Regions from separate parts of the Mus musculus genome. Here region 1 is linked to region 2. Evidence: chromatin loops called from intact Hi-C (ENCODE). Cell type or tissue: left cerebral cortex. All regions are shown on one strand. Each heading gives the region's core, and the rest is flanking DNA. Links, peaks and the distances in the headings are about the cores only. Region 1 has its middle 71 kb from the start of Gm15521. Region 2 has its middle 60 kb from the start of Ntm.

The links. Hi-C counts contacts between places; a loop is a spot of excess contacts. Peaks named below come from ENCODE experiments on the same cell type or tissue, not always from the same donor. Only the 100,000 strongest peaks of a DNase experiment are listed, where the experiment ranks them.
Region 1: it touches region 2 in a loop (8-fold over the local background); 2 of 42 quality-filtered maps call a loop at or near these places.

Annotation. Positions count from the first base shown.
Region 1 is chr9:29,557,938-29,566,281 of GRCm38, forward strand. It overlaps a transcript of Ntm not described here. Among named protein-coding and RNA genes, the nearest start is that of Gm15521, 71 kb to the right of the region's middle. In left cerebral cortex, for the core only: no CTCF peak of the experiment used is centred there; a DNase peak (open chromatin) is centred at 4,721; H3K27ac peaks cover 1,781 bases.
Region 2 is chr9:29,468,698-29,477,041 of GRCm38, forward strand. It overlaps a transcript of Ntm not described here. Among named protein-coding and RNA genes, the nearest start is that of Ntm, 60 kb to the left of the region's middle. In left cerebral cortex, for the core only: no CTCF peak of the experiment used is centred there; DNase peaks (open chromatin) are centred at 529 and 3,718; H3K27ac peaks cover 1,790 bases.

The DNA of each region.
Region 1 (8,344 bases), core at 203-8,202, 89 kb after region 2:
CCTCTGCTACCGGAGTTCAGGGATGAATGAATAATTCTAGCTAAAGTCTTCTAAGAGAAATTTAACACTTTCCAGTGGAAGACATTGCAAAAAAACCCCTCTATCTTCGAAATGAACAGCCAGATGCACTCCAAAGCATTCCCCAAAGCATTACTATGAATGTGACTTCTGCCTTCTAAACCCTATGATGAACCCACAGAATCTGATTAGACAGGAATGTCTGTGTGTGCTGGGGAGGTCTGCTTGTCTGAAGCATTCCCGCTAGATACCCACACAGCTGCATTTCACAACACTCCAATAACACGTTGCTACAGCATCTTATTGTATGTACGCATCTCCAGACTCAGCTTTTTATCCATTCCTCTACTTCACATCTACCCCTTTCCCCCGTTTCACCACCAGACAGTTCCTAGAGAAAACAGCTGTAATTTATCCCATATCTTCTCTGTCTGCATGTTCTTCCATCTCCCCTACACTTCAAAAATAACTACTTCTCTCTCAACATCTAATCCAAGATGCATTTAGTGATTGTCTTTTATAAAGTCTCTCCACTCCTTGCTTCCCCACTGCTCACTGGCTACATCAGGATGAAGCTACTCTCATAACATGCATGATTTTGACACCTGTTTTCTTCCCTAGTGTACAAGACTTAAAGGCAGAGTCTATGACATAGAAAATGTCTCCAGCACATTGTCTCTCATGTTGTGGGTATTATCCTCTGTAAGAAAGAACAAACATTGAATACAACAATGTGTTAAGCATTAATTAGAAATATTCTGTAGTTATATTTGGTTTCCTCTACCAAAAAATACTATTATTACTGACCAGTCAGTCCAAAGTAATGAATACTTATTATCTCACAGTGGGAAATCCAGTAGTCTTCTACTCAGGATCTGTCCAGGCTGAAAGGGAAATGTCAGCCTGATCCACAGTTCTCAGTTTGGCTTCTAGTTCCCTCCCAAGGTCATTGCCTGTGTGCATAGTCCACCTTCCGTGCTTCTAGAGGTACCATATTCCTGATAGGTGTTGTCTGGGTCTATCCAGTGGCTACAAGCTGGCTGTGATTCTTTGCCACATACCATTATATAGACAAGTTCCAATAACGCTGTTTGCTTTCTTCTAGGTCAACAGGAACTTGTCTCATTTCTTGTCCTTCCCAGCTTTCTATGGCAACCGTGTACACAATGCCACACAACCGCAGAAGTGGCCATCTGCTCAACATTTGTTATATAGCACAACCTGGCCAAGGAGCAGAGAGACCATTCCATCAGAGTCACAGGCTGTGTCCTCATTCAAAGACAAGAGCTTTCTGCATGTTCATCACAGTGGGAGGTAGATATATTGGTGATTATCTTTAGAATTCTGCATGCCACAATAATTGACTGGAAAAATGGGAATGGCCACAAGGGTCTTTGATAATGTTTCTATTGCTGTGATAAAACACCATGACCAAAGACAACTTAACGCTGGGAAGAGGGTTTTTTTTTTTTCTTTTTTCTTCTTATGCTTCCATGTAATGATCTATCATCAAAGAAAGTCAGAGCAAGAACTCAAGGCAGGGACTTAGAAGCAGGAACTGAAGAAGAGGATAAGGAGGAATTTTGATTCCTGGCTTGCTCCTATGGCTTGATCAGGCTGTTTGCTTATAGCAATCAAATAACCAGCTCAGAGGTGGTGGGACTACCCACAACGAGCCAAGTCCTTCCCTGTCAACCATACATCAAAAATAAGAAAAAAAAAAAAAGTAGCACAGATGTGCCAGCAGCCCAATTTGGTAGGATCATTTTCCCAATTGAGGTTCCCTCCTCTAAAATGACCCTAGCTGGTGTCAAGTTGACAGAAGACTAGCCTGCCTAACAAGCTTGAGTAAGATAGGAGAGAAAGGCAATCTTAAGGAAGAAGATAAAAGGAGATGTTAAATATGTTTACACGATATGAGTTTTACCATGATTATATGCAAGAGCTATTTTGGGTGTTTAAATTCTTCTTCTATAAATGAACATGAAAATTGAGGAACTTGTAATTTATGGTAGAATTCCTGACTACAGCTAAAGGGGTGTTCTTCTGCATTATAATTGCCTTCTTCTCCTACTCATTAGCAACAAAGGGGGAAAAAAACCTCTCAGCCTTGGAATAAATATGTGAAAAGGAACTTGACTTTGGTATTAAGTCTGAGTAGTTGCTCTTAAATTTCTTCCTCTGCTTGATCAACCCTAAGTGGAATCCTAAAGTTTTAAATATTATAGTTGATGGTTTTTACAGTAAGATTGACAGCCAACCTTTTGGTAAAGAACAAGTGGGTAGAAACCAGTTGTGTTAGCTTCACTTTAACCTTTTGGAAAACCAGTCACCAAACACAGTCATAGGCTTTTGGCTCATTGCAGAGGGGCCTGCTTCTTTTCTACAAATCCTCCCGGATCCTAGGATTTGAATGACAGGTGCTTAATGTTACCGAACATGCCAGGTTTACCTTTTCATCTCTCATATTGAATGGGATTACACTTCTGAGCTGTGACAGGTGATGGAATGACAGTATTATCAGCTTTCAAATTTTTAGCATTTGCTCACTCATGGCGTAGTCCCCTGGGAATAGCTCCTTTTCTATCCTGAAATCCACCAATGATCTGTGTATCATAATTCAATATATTATTCATCCCTCACCATGCAAGCAGAATTGGGTCAAACTTTTTTTTTTTTTTTTTTTTGCTCATAGGTAAAATATATCCCATAGGCAATTATCAATTCCCTTTATGACTAATGTAAAAAACACAATGGTGTTCTATTAATGGAAATGTATGCTTCAGTATTTGCAGTGACATGCTGTCTATACACTTTATCATTACACTAATACAAGGTAAATATTCCTGAAGCAACCAAGAACTTGGTAGAAACTGTAATAGCTAAGCATGTCAATTTGCCAGGAAATTAGAATGAACTGCTACATTGTGAACAATACTCTTGGACTCTTTGTTTGCAAAAATTGGGTTTCTCTTTTTTAAAATTCTATGCTTTAAAGTGAGTTATTTCATAACCGCATGGTGTGCAGTATTTTAGCATCATCCTGCTACAGGCTTCATTGCACAACAAAATTGTGAACATTTTACTAACAAAAGGGAAGCACAGAAATGCATGGCTTATAGATCTTATAACTTAATTTTAAAAGCCCTCTGTAATAAGAATTACTATTAATTGGAATAATATTTTTCATTAAAAGATTCTTATTTATTAGGCATGTCTGTGCTTATGTACAAATATTTCTCTATAACATCAACTCAGAAGTGGGCCAAGATTTCTATTTCACGCCCACTAATAGATGACACCCTACCAAAGAAGTAGGAGACATAGCAAAATTACTTTATTCAAGATACATAGGCTGTGCTGTGTGATGTTGATGCCTATAACCCTAGCATTTGAATGGCTCACAGAGGAGGGTCTGGAGTTTGACGCCAATCTTGACTACCTAGTGAGTTCAACGCCAACCAGGGCTATATAATAAGACTTTATCTCAAAAAGGAGAGGGGGGGGATTCCTGATGATATGGCTGGAGAATACAGCATCTCACTACATATAAATACATAAATAGCAATAAATATAGCCAACATCTATGGGTGACTCCAGGATTCCCTGAAAACACTGAAAGCTAAGGATGTCAGCCTCATCTAAAATGGTGTATTGCTGCATACTCTAAACACACACACACACACACACATCATCATCATCATCATCATCATCTACTTAAAATCCTTCTAGATTATTTGTAATACCTATTACCAAGTACATTTTCTATACAAAGTTCTCACATTGTTTTGATTATGGAATAATGCCAAGGAAAAAGTCTGCATGTATTAGTGCAGATATGGTTTTCATTTATGTGGTTTTGATCCAAGGTTGGCTGAATCCATGGACAAGCACCCTGAAGATGTGAAGATCTAACTGTGTAATGAACAATTCATTTATAAATAGAACTCAAAAATGTCCTCTAGAACCTTTTTGCATGTGTGGCAATTGTGATCCTCTGCCACAAAATATATATTCACAAAAGAGTGAGTCACAAATTTGGGGATACTAATACACACACACACACACACACACACACACACACACACACACATTCCTGTTTGTTCTGGGTGAGAAAGGGCTGTCAGTACAGAAAGACTCTACCCTAGCAGGAAGTAAGATTCACCACTTCGAGGACTGCTCTCCAAAGCCTGCTTTTCCTTTTCTCATCTGTTGGTTGTTGAGGAGCTAATGGGGTTAATACAATAGCAGAATCATGGGACAGAGGAACCTAGGCTTCTGTAACCACTGTGTGGAAGGATGCTAACTCTCCATCCTTCAGTGAGGCTTGCATAAAATTTTGGGGGAAGATGAAAGAAACATTCAGTCTGTTATGACATTAAAGTGTAGGGATTTTTTTTTCGCAACAGATAATATTAGCTTAACTAATACATAACTCAAGGTCTTGAAGTAGATGCTGTCATTTTATTTTTTTTTTTTTTAAAGTCTACCCGATCTGACACCAGCTTAGCAGTTTAGTGGTAGACAGTGAGGAAACAGACCTAGCAAGCTGGAAATCCCTGCTCTGCTGTAGTGAAACATTTGGTAAAACTGTCACCCTTGTTAACATGGAAGACAGACCAAGTGCCTACTGAGCTGGTGCATCTCAGGGAAGGACTTGGAAAGAGGCAGAATGCTAGCATATGTTGATCTTCCCTTGCTGCGTTTGGCAAGGTATTTTAAGAAAGATGAGTTTGAGATGGAATTAGCTGGTTTGCACACAAAAAGAAACAGGAAAAAAAAAAGTACCAGAATTTTAAAGTCATGCGCTCATCTGAAATTGCACCTAAAGGACAGGCATGTGAAAACAGTGACAAAGGCCCTTTAAAAATTCTCAGTTAATCCAAGTGCTGCAACCATGCAGTTTGGATCAGTCTGAAGCTGGAGCACCTGCTCAAGATGGCCATTCCAAACAACCCCAAATGACCCACTACCATCTTGACAGAGAGGGCTCAAAGCAGGAGGTTAGATACCGCATTATTATTTGAGAAAAGGCCTTCGGGTCTGATATCTAACTTGTACAAAGGATAAGAAACCCAATGGACAGTGTGGGTATCTTTTTCAAAGTATCTGTTCTGCTCTAATGACTACACCATCTCAAATAGTCACTTAACACACATAAAATAAATGCATAAAGCCTACGACTCAGGCTACATTTCACATTATCAATGCTATTTGGAAAGAAAGGCTGTAGGAATCCTACTGACCAAGCTTCTCAAATCCCCATATAATATCTTGGATTAAAAACCCCTAGACAATGCAGAACACATATGTGGAGTTATTTTCTGAGCATCTATGTGTTAAATAGAGCTATTCTAAAACATGTGCCAATTTTTGTATAGACACTGTTGTTCATTGACCACACTCTGGAGATGGAAGAGTTAAATGAAACCAGCATCTGGAAAAGATATTCCTTGCTTGGTCCCCAGGGGTGGTATCAATAGCAGGGGAAGGAAATCCAGGTCCAAATATTTTCCTATGGGGATTTAGTAAGGACAGCATAACAATACTTCAATATTAATTCCTGTGTCTGAAGCTCACTGGAAGTCTTTTCTCTCTCCCTCTCCCTCTCCCTCTCCCTTCCTCTCTCCCTCTCTCTCTCTTTTTTTTTAAACCTGACTGAGAGGTCTAATTCTTGGGAGGAAGTGCATGGCTTGCTTTTTTTCTAAGCAGGAGCTGTTCATAACAAAAGTGATCTTCTATTGAGATATATACCAAATGATCTAATAGGTTAGGGGGCCAGCTGCATTTGAGCCATAAAGTTCCTTTCAAATGAGCATTTTCAGGATTTGAGCCTATGCAAAACGGTAATAACATATATTTGTTACGGCACAACTCAACAGGATTTGTAAATGATAAACTAGCTGCCATGGTAGCACACCCCTGGAGGTGTGCTGCTCTGAGTTACACTTCAGAGACATTGGGATGGTAGCAAAGGTACATCGGGCTAGCAGCAGTGGCAGGACCCTCTGACAACTGCACAAGCATTCATCTCAAAATGATTATTTCCAAACCCCATGAGAACAAACCACCAAGAAAGAAGTACATCTCTAACCCCTAAGCATCCATTGCAGGAAGGGAGAGAACGGGAAAAGGGCAAGGAAAGCAACCCCTCTTCCCTCAGGAGAGATCATGGAAATGTTAGAACAGGCTGGGGTCCTCGGCAGATCTGAAATCTGAGTGTGCTTTAAAAACCACAGGCATCCAGGAAGGAAGTAGCCCACAATAGCTCTCAGATCATTAGTGGTGCAGTCACACTGAATGCTGAGGCAAATTATCTTCACCTTCAGTTTAATGCATTCCTGGAGGCTGCAGTGAGAACCACTCTTAGGAGTGTTCTCTAATGGAGAGTTCCACAAAAAAGAATTCTCACTAGGATTCTTTGTGATGGCATGGTTATCTGAAACAGAGAATGTAAATTATATTTGGAGCCTCTAGATAGGACACCCTCACTTATTTTGCATGCAATGAATGAGTTTATTGCAAATTGAGCCTCAGTTGGCCTGAATGGAATGATACAAGTAGAGACCGTTATTCCAGCGAGTGGAAGGTGGGGGAAATGGTATGTTATTCTAGCAAAGTGAGTTATGAGGGAATGACTTTTGAAAATGATTTCTCCAGCTCCTTCTGAAAGTGTGTGTGTGGCTGTGTGCGGAGTCAAGGGTTAGTGTGAGTGATAAGAATGGGCTTCCCCAAGGGCAAGACAGAATGGGGAAGAAGAAGAAATAAAGCACATGGCTGTCTCCCTGAGATGCTGCTACCAAAGAAGAAATTGAGGTTGTAAGGGGCAAAACCCAGTGCCTGCAGGGTAGGAGGCTTAATAAAGGCTATTGAGATAAGGGAAAACTCGTGTAACAGATGGGGTTCCACTGACATTTATGAAGAATCCACTGACGATTAAGTACTTTCAGTTTGGTGGAAGGTTTCAGAGCAATTTTGGAAAAAAAAAAGAAAAGAAAAAGAAAAGAAAGTCAGCAGTACCAAGGCTGTGGACTATTTTGTTTAAAAATGGGATGACAGAAGATGCCAGAGGTCAGAGGTCTTTAAGACTATTGGATGCAAGTTTTAACACACTTGTGGGAATTGTGAGGTATGTCCCGCAGTCATAGCAGACAGAATGATGTGTGAGGAACCAGACCGTGTAATAAAGGCAGGGAGATCGTGCACTGCTTAGTCACCCGTAGTGAAAACACACGACGTAACCGGGGTTGGACCAGACTCATGTTCCCTACCACTCTTGGATAAAAGCAGCGTATTTGACAAGACAATGTGTGGTTCGGGGCCGCCAGGTTATGAAACTTAAATAACAGGTTAGCTAGGTGAGAACATGGACAGTCTGAGAAAAGAGAAAACACCCTAAGATAGCGTCAAAATACACATGCAGCTCTTTTCTGTGTGCATTGGTAATGTATATCTGACTTAAAAGCGTATCCATAGGAGCCTGACATTGAGAAGAAGGTCGAGAAGAGAGAAAAGAGCAAGATGGTTGAGCATGTTAGCTTCCGTTCCCTGCACACACAGCTCATGAAGGTAGTTGTGAAAAAGTTGCACAACCAAAGAAGAAATGGAAGCATAGGGTACCCTTCCACTGTGTTTGTTAATGAATGTGTCTCTTCAAATTTTATAGCTAAAAGCCCAGTCACCAAACGGTTAATCTCTGGAAGCAGGGCTTTCAGTAGTCTCATGGAACTAATTCTATTAATGAATTAGGCTCTCTTTCCCTGTTAGATTGTCTAAGCTTTTTATTTTTTATTTTTTTATTAGATATTTTCTTCATTTACATTTCAAATGCTATCCCCAAAGCCCCCTATACCCTCCCCCTTACCTGCTCCCCAACCCACCAACTCCTGCTTCCTGGCCCTGCTTCCTGGCCCTGGCATTACCCTGTACTGGGTCATATGATCTTTGCAATTCCAAGGGCCATTGATGGCTGACCAAGCCATCCTTCTGCTACCTATGCAACTAGAGACACAGCTCTGGGGGGGGGGGGGGGTTTACTGGTTAGTTCATATTGTTGTTCCTTCTATAGGGTTGCAGACCCCTTTAGCTCCTTGGGTACTTTCTCTAGTTCCTCCATTAGGGGCCTTGTGTTCTATCCAATAGATGACTGTGAGCATACACTTCTGTATTTGCCAAGCATTGGCATAGACTCACAAGAGAGAGCTATGTTAGGGTCCTGTCAACAAAATCTTTCTGGCATATGCAATAGTGTCTGGGTTTGGTGATTGTATAGTTTTTATCCATGTGCAAACTTAACATGTCCGCTGCTGAGAGCATTACCTTAAAG
Region 2 (8,344 bases), core at 109-8,108:
TAACGTGGGCTACACAGGACAAAACAGACACAGATTAAGTGTCAGCAATGGGAAGAGAAATTATATACAAATGTGAGATGTCATTGTCATTACATACAGGGGAGGGCAAAGGAGAAACCACTGAGAGGTGTTTAAGTTTCTCTGTTTTACTGACTGCCTGCCCTACAGGAGTTACAGAGAACAACACAAGGTTCCTACCTGCAGGAAAGGAAATGTGTGATGCATAAATAACCAATGACAAAAGGTGATCCAGTGAGAGCTACAGACTGAAAGTGCCGCAAAGATGGTAGCAGAACATTTCCTTCCAGCTGCACCCATAGCAGAGCTCTGGATGCCAAGGTCCAAAGATGGGCAGCAATCGGGTGGGTGACCAGAATGGAACAGCTATATCAGTCCAGGACAGTGAGACAGACATTTCCTGGGAGGGAGAAAGATTACTAATTTCAGTAGCTTTAGCATGGGGTGTAGAGTCAGGAAGAGGGAAAGATAAAGACAGACGGCAGAGCCTGGGGAGATCAGAATGTGAAGATCTAAACTGGGACTCCCAGCACTAACATAAGAGTCATGTGCAAAGGCATACAGTGATGACACTAATGTTGGAGAGATGGTAGCAGAGACAGGTGGGTGGGTCCCTGAAACTCATTGGCCAGCCAGCCTAGGAGAGTTGATAAGCTTAAAGTTTAGTGAGAGATTCTGTCTCAAAAATTAAAAGTGGGAGGCAATTGGGCATGGATATCTAATGCCAACCTCTAATCTCCATGTGCATATGCACACATGCACATGTGCACACATGCAAAACAAGTACATGTATCACACAAGCAATACTGCAAACAATGAAACACACACACAAACACTGACACTTGCAGTTTTTTTTATTGTTTTCTTTTCCTGTTTTTTTTTTGTTTGTGTTTGTTTGTTTGTTTTTAGGCAGAAACTACAATGCAAGAATTTAAATGTCAAGAAAGGAGTTGGAGTTTCCTTATAGCCCCTTGGCCTGCATTGTTCTGATTGCTCAGAGTATATTCTGGAAAAACCTGTGTCCCAAAAGATCTTGACAACTTCTTTGCAAAAATGAGAGGATTGTGGCTCAATTGCAATGGGAAGAAAATTGATTAAACTAAGTTAAACAGGTTCAATACTAATGGACTTTTTAAGCTAGTTTAATATTACATATAAAGATGAGAAATAAAAAGGATCAAAGGCTATAGTGCAATTTAAACAGGACAAGAAGGAACAGAAACCACAGAATTGGAAATCCATATGTGGGTTCTAGCTCCAAGTTCTTTACTGCTTAAATGGGAATGTTCATAACCTATTAAAAAAAATAAACCCTCTTCCTTGGTGGGCCTTAATGTCTTTGTATGTGTAATAGGCTATTAGATTAGGTAAAATACCTTTAAAGTAAGTGTTCCCTGGCTAATTTAGGGCCCCTAACATGGGTTGTTTATATTTTACATGGCTCAGACATTTGCATAAGAGACTTGGGTATCTATAAAGAGGGTTGAATCAAATTAAAATCATTCTTTGACATTTTTGATGGTTTTGTATAAACTCAGCAAGATGACACTGGAGCACTGGGTACGTGTTACACTCAATTATAAGGTTGACAAGTGAGAGGAGTCTGGTTTTGTTTGTCTTTTAATTTCTGGCATCCAGTACAGCCATTGAGACACAATAACTCAATCAACACTTGTTCAATTTACAAGGAAATGCTGGTCAACGGCAGAGCAGCAGCTCTATCTGCCTTTATTTAAAGGTCAGAACTAAACTAGCTGTTCAGCTGGAAATAAACCTGAAAAAAACTCTCTTGAAAATAAAGGCACAGGGATTAGGAACTTCTTATTGGAAATTTACAGACTGTTGAAATAAATGTTCTCTAACATCTCTTTGAATTATAAAATCTCATATCATTTTTGTGAGGCTTAAAAGATGATATTGTAAGTGATATTTCAAAGATGTTCACTATGCTTTTGAGGGGGTGGGTGAATATTTTTTGAGTGGCAAAAATTGAGCACGATAAGCTAAGATGGAGTGAATGTGTTATGGGAAAACTAATGCCATGGACATGCGATACAGATTTTAACCATTAGGGCAGCGCCACAATCCCCAACAGAGCTGAGCTGTAGAGGTGATGCAGACTACCCCAGGGGATAGCTCATAACCTGGGACCCTACTTAGTTTAGTTTATACATACATCCTTCTTCTAGTAATGTACATGGCAGCCTGAGACCCTGCCTTGAATGGCTCACATAGCCCCTCTGAACCATGGGATACTTTTTTTTTTTCCTTAAGACTATTAAACTTGGATGATTTCCATTGATACATATTCGCAATCATGTCTAGGTATAGTGTGGAGGGAGACAATGAAGACTGAAGTGGTTTTGAGTACATGTATGGAAAGGTAAACCTACAAACAGAAGTGAACTTTAATAGTGATTCCAAGTGGTCATTTATACTCATGTACAATTGAGCTTGCATTACATGCATACATGTATGTAATCACATGCTTTATGGGACAGAACATGCACAATAGAGAATGCCTATGCTATACTCCTTAGCAATCAAACTCTTCCTTCTCTTGCACTCCATAAAAGAAGCCCCAGCGAACCATCAGGTTCCCTGAGGATCTTCACTCGTGGCCTGTGGCTTCCTTGTGGTGTATTCTGGCCTGCTCTATAGTTTTGCTTTGAGTAAAATCTCCCTGACATCTGTGTGGTCCTTTATTTCAATTTCTTGATCACAATCCAAGAACCTGACAACACCCAATTCTGACCCTAACTATCAGGAACAAGAGGAATCAATAAATAGACTTTGACTATCTAATCAGTCTAACAAAAACAATTATTGGCTACCAGTCTCTGTCAGCATGGACAGGGCAAATAAGTTTAAATACAATCTAGTTGAACATCTGTTGCCTCTGGCTCTAAGTTAGATCTATTGAGAGGTGGAGGTCTCTAATCTGAATAGAATTCAAAGATGTTCTAGTGCCAAAAGAAAGCCAGGGGTGGGCAGAATGAGACCCCCCCCCCACTGCATTGGATATTGATAAGCACTGATCATTCTTGAGCAAGACTTTTAAATATGATTATTAGGATAAAAGTGAAAAGATACTAAATTGAAGAAAAATGGAGGCATAGTACAATACACATAGCTATAAAAGAGATTCAACAGTGGCAAAAGTAAGGAGTGATGATGTGAGAGATCATAGAAAGAAAAAAAAGCCAAGTGAAATGTTTGCTTTTTATCATCTCTCCTGTTTTATGTGTGGGATGAGGAGACTCTGGGGCAGCTCATAGACAGGAAGGAAAGAGAACAGCGAAAATCCCACTAGAGTTATATAGATAGATTCTCAGCTTTCTATGGCTTCTAAAGTTGGTGTGGAGAGGCCATAGTTATGTACTCATTAGTATCAGAATGCTATGGACATCTCCAAAATAACCCTGTCTCCCTTAGCAACCCTTCCCATTCACTTTCTGCTCACCCCTTTAGATTGTCAGCTGGCACCCTGGCTCCCAGGAACCACGTACTTCCTGACTGCTGAGTGGGGCAGGGAGAACTTTATTTTAATTCTTCTAAATTTACCACACTAAGCTACAAAGTACTGTGTCTCTTCATTCAGATGATCTAGAATTGTCAGATCACCTGCGCTCCCTGCCAGGACAGGTAGTCCCTCACCAGCACACTGCCCAGATGCTCTGCCCAGCACGGGGGCCCTGGCAGCAGCAGCCTGTGGCCTCCCTCCCTAAGCAGACCATGTGCACCACGCTGGTTTACAGTGCCTGCACTCCCACTCTTGTTCCTGCCTACGTGTTCTCTACAAGCAGCTGGAGAGATCTTTTAGAAACAGCAACCATGTCACAATGCTCTTCCAACCCAGGGGGAAAACATATGGCCCAATTTACCTGTGACACTCAGTTTAATTACCAAGAGTGTCCCGGTAACTTTCATAAGCATCCCTATTTGGACGACAATTAAAGATCTACTCTGCTTAAATCCCTCTAAAGAAGCCATCCTCCTTAGCATGGCAGGATGCTTTCCTTTGGTGTCTATCTCCCAGCCTCATCTCTACCCCTTCCCTCAGCAGCTAGGCACTGACCACCACACTAGCTTCTTTGTTTTCCCAATATACTGAGCTCATGCTGACATTGAGACTCAAGTGTGTGTCACTGTTCCCCAACCTAGAATATAATTTCCTCTGAATTCTTTTTCTTCTTTTTCTTCATATCTAGACTCAAATACAGCAACTTCAAATGTAACTTCCTTTGCAAAGTGAGCAAACCCAACCCCTACCCCAGCACACAGGGTTCTTTATTGGTTCTCTTTCTGTTTCTCTGCCTGTCTGTCTCCCGCCCCCACTGCTATTTTCTATTAACTTCTCACTCACTTGATAGCTCCCTTAATGAAGGACCCCACATGTCTCTATTTGTTCTTGTAGTTACCTCAATAATAGGCAAGAAATCCCAAGTACTCAGGACTAGAAGTGTCCCCAGGGGTGGGGCATCTACCTATGAAACCACTTCCAAACAATTACCTTACTCTGTTTAAAAGTGTAATCCATGTCTGCATTTGTTTTACTAGCATACCACAGACTATAGACGTACCTCTTCCAAGCCTGTCTATTGTAAAGTATGTATTATTAGCTTTCTACATATTTCTGGCAAAAGTAACTGAGATACCATTTATTTCAAGCAGAAGTTTGTAACTCTTTAAGAAGGACTAGCAGCTAATAATGGCATATTTTCCCAAAGATCTAGCTACAGACCATCTCTAAAAAAGGGCAAAGAGTTATGAAATCTGTTAATTGTTGTAAGAAGTATAGTTCTAAGGGGCTCAACTACTGTTTCATGATCAATTGGTACCAAGCTGGGAGGACAGCTGCATCTTCTCAGCTGCCTCTAGGCAACACAGGAAGTTCTCCAAAGATATGTTCCAAAGACTGCAGGGCAAATACTGTGAAAATTTAGCTGGAAATCACTATAGAGCCCTGTAAAAAATATATATATATACCCTAGAACAGTTGGCCAGGCATCCCACACAGGGCTTGACACTGCTTTGGTCTCTATACACATTGTACTGTCTGAAAGAAATATCCCTAAGCTACTCACTGTTGCCACTGTGACTTGGTTTTCTGCTGTCACCTAAACCCTTCCACCTCCTCTCTAAGTTATTTATGCATGCACTTATTTTTGTATTTGTTGCTATTGCTGTGGTGAACATATTAATTACTTCAGTGAAGCTGCTGTATTTAGCTTATGGAATCAGCTAGGCAGCCACAGAACAGGAGACTAAAATTTCTTAAGACAGAAAGTTGTGATGAGTCAGAAGTTAATATCAGTTTAGAAAAGTGGGTTTAGCACAGTGGTCCCCAAAGTTCCATGTAAAATAGAATCATATGGACAGTTTGGTGACACAGACTGCTGTGACAATCCCAGAGTGTACGACTCAATGATCCAGAAGGAGAGACCTACAATGAGCATTTCTGACAAGGTTTTGAGTATTTCTGAGCCTCAAAGACAGAGCTGAGCATACACGATAAGAACCATTAGCTTAGAACTAAGATCACAGTCGCCAAGAGATCCACCATCCTGGGTTGCCTGAGATGAAATGATTACCTTAGATATAACACTTTAATTGCTAAAACCAGGAAAGGAATAAAGGATACACTTGATGGTAGAATGCTACCTAAATAAAAATGTGCTCATTAATATCTGGATAATATAGTTTTTAATACTTTCTCCCATAGTTCTGGACAAATAGCTATCACACAAAAAAATGTATGTAAGCAATAACAAGCAAAATGATGTGATAATCTTAAGGGTGAAAAGGTGATACATACCTTGGAAGGAACCAACAGTTCTCTATCTGCACTCAGGCCTTCTACCGGGAGCCTAGCCAATTACCAGAGGCAAGAGGAGTCATGGATTTTGGAGGAAAACCTTCAATCTCCACTTTACTAACCCAGTTTAATCTCTGACTACATTCTAAATATTTATTTTATATCCACAGATAAGTGTAGTTCTGACCTTTCATGAAAGAAACTTTCTTTGCAACAAATGGAAAACATTATTTTTTTAATTTTTATTTATTTTTTATTTTTTTAAATTAGGAATTTTCTTCATTGACATTTCAAGTCCCCCATACCCTCCCCCCACTGCCCTATCCACCCACTCCCACTTCTTGGCCCTAGCGTTCCCCTGTGCTGAGGCATATAAACTGGCGAGGATGTGGAGAAAGAGGAACACTCCTCCATTGGTGGTGGGATTGCAAGCTTGTACAACCACTCTGGAAATCAGTCTGGCAGTTCCTCAGAAAATTGGACATAGTACTACCAGAGGATCCCACAATACCTATCCTGAGCATATATCCAGAAGATGTTCCAACCAGTAAGAAGGACACATGCTCCACTATGTTCATAGCAGCCTTATTTATAATAGCCAGAAGCTGGAAAGAACCCAGATACCCCTCAACAGAGGAATGGATACAGAAAATGTGGTACATTTACACAATGGAGTACTACTCAGCTATTAAAAAGGATGAATTTATGAAATTCCTAGGCAAATGGATGGACCTGGAGGGCATCATCCTGAGTGAGGTAACCCAATCACAAAAGAACTCACATGATATGTACTCACTGATAAGTGGATATTAGTCCAGATGGAAAACATTATAGAAAACCACAACTGGTCAAAATTCAGAGACAACTCATTGTGATGGCCAATCCAATGTGTAGATACATCTACAATACAACTCCTGCATCTAACGCTCAGGGATTATTCTGGAAGAGGGAGCAGAAAGATTGCAAGATCCAGAGAAACAGGAATTTTGTTATAAAGTTATGTCTCCTATAAATGTTAGAGGAGTTATACACCCATGAAGTCTCATCAATATAGCTTCCTGTAATGTGTGATAAATAATAATATATAATATAACAAATAATGTGTGAACAAGAATGACACTCATAGACATGCTAACATGTAAGAGGAAAAGCTCGTGGGGCCTCAACCCTATACAATGAACTATAGGCAACTAATGAATACTGAGAATGAGAAAAATAGCCTTTCCCAGGGAAAAGCCACCTACTTGGTTATCTAGTACCAAGTGGTCAACCCTGAAATCCCTGTAGATATTGATCAGTGTGTGTGTATATATATATGTATATATGTATTTGTATATATGTATACACACACACACATATATATTATATATATATATATATATATATATATATATATATATATATATATATATATAAATTTAAAAAAAGGAAACCATGAATTTAGAGGTGGTTCTTGAGAGGAGTTGGAGTTAGGAAACAGAAGGAGAATAATGAATTATGATTAAAAATACGATAAATGTATGTATGTAAAGTTGACCATAAGCCTGAATATTCAAGTAGACGAATCAGTGAATGTATCAAGTAGATGAAAGATGGCTTAATTAGTGAATAAATGCCGAACAGGTAGATGGATGGGATGGATGGATGGATGGATGGATGGATGGATGGATGGATGGATAGACAAAGAAACAGATGCTAGATATGTAACCATCCTGTTCGGGAAAAATTATATTCTAAAGAAATGTTTGTGACCATCGTGTTTGCTATTGAAATAGTAGACCCCATGAAATTGTAATTTCCCTGGAAATCCTATGCTGTTAGAAGGTAAAGGGGAAAGGCTGGGTCTCTCCTACTACCCCGAGGGACTGCTTGTCTCCCAGAAAGAGATGTCACATGATTCTAACAACTTTGCAGGCTCTTCATAGAGACCACAGCCTAGACAATACAGTAGGTGAGCTATACTTTGTCCAGAAGTGCTCAGTTATACTGAATATACTCAGGTATACTCAGTTATACCATTTGCTCTGTACTTATGGTTTATGTCAGAACCTCAAAGGTGAGTTTGGGGAGGAGTCACTAACCTCATTTTTCATTTCTTGGTCACATTGAATGAGCCTTCTAGTTTTTGCTTTTTACATTTATTGTCTGTTGATGGATGTTTGAGCCGGGCTTGTTAGGGATATTGGGGACCAAGCTCTGAATCTAAGATCAGATGGCTGAATCAGTGGGAGGATGGATGGATGGATGGATGGGATCTCAAATCCTTCTTAGGTATACACCAAAGTGAGATTAATGTACTCTAGCTGTAAAATCAGGTTAATAGATCCAGGTAAATGTGTATTTATAGCCAGGTAGGGACAGAGGGCAGAATCCTGACCCACAGTTGCCATCTCAAACAACCACTTCATAAACATCCAAGGGTGACTGCTGAGCCACCAGGGTAGAGGAAGTACTCAGCTAACCTAGAGCTCTCCTCAAACCTTCCTTGCTCCTCTGCTCCCTAGGGAG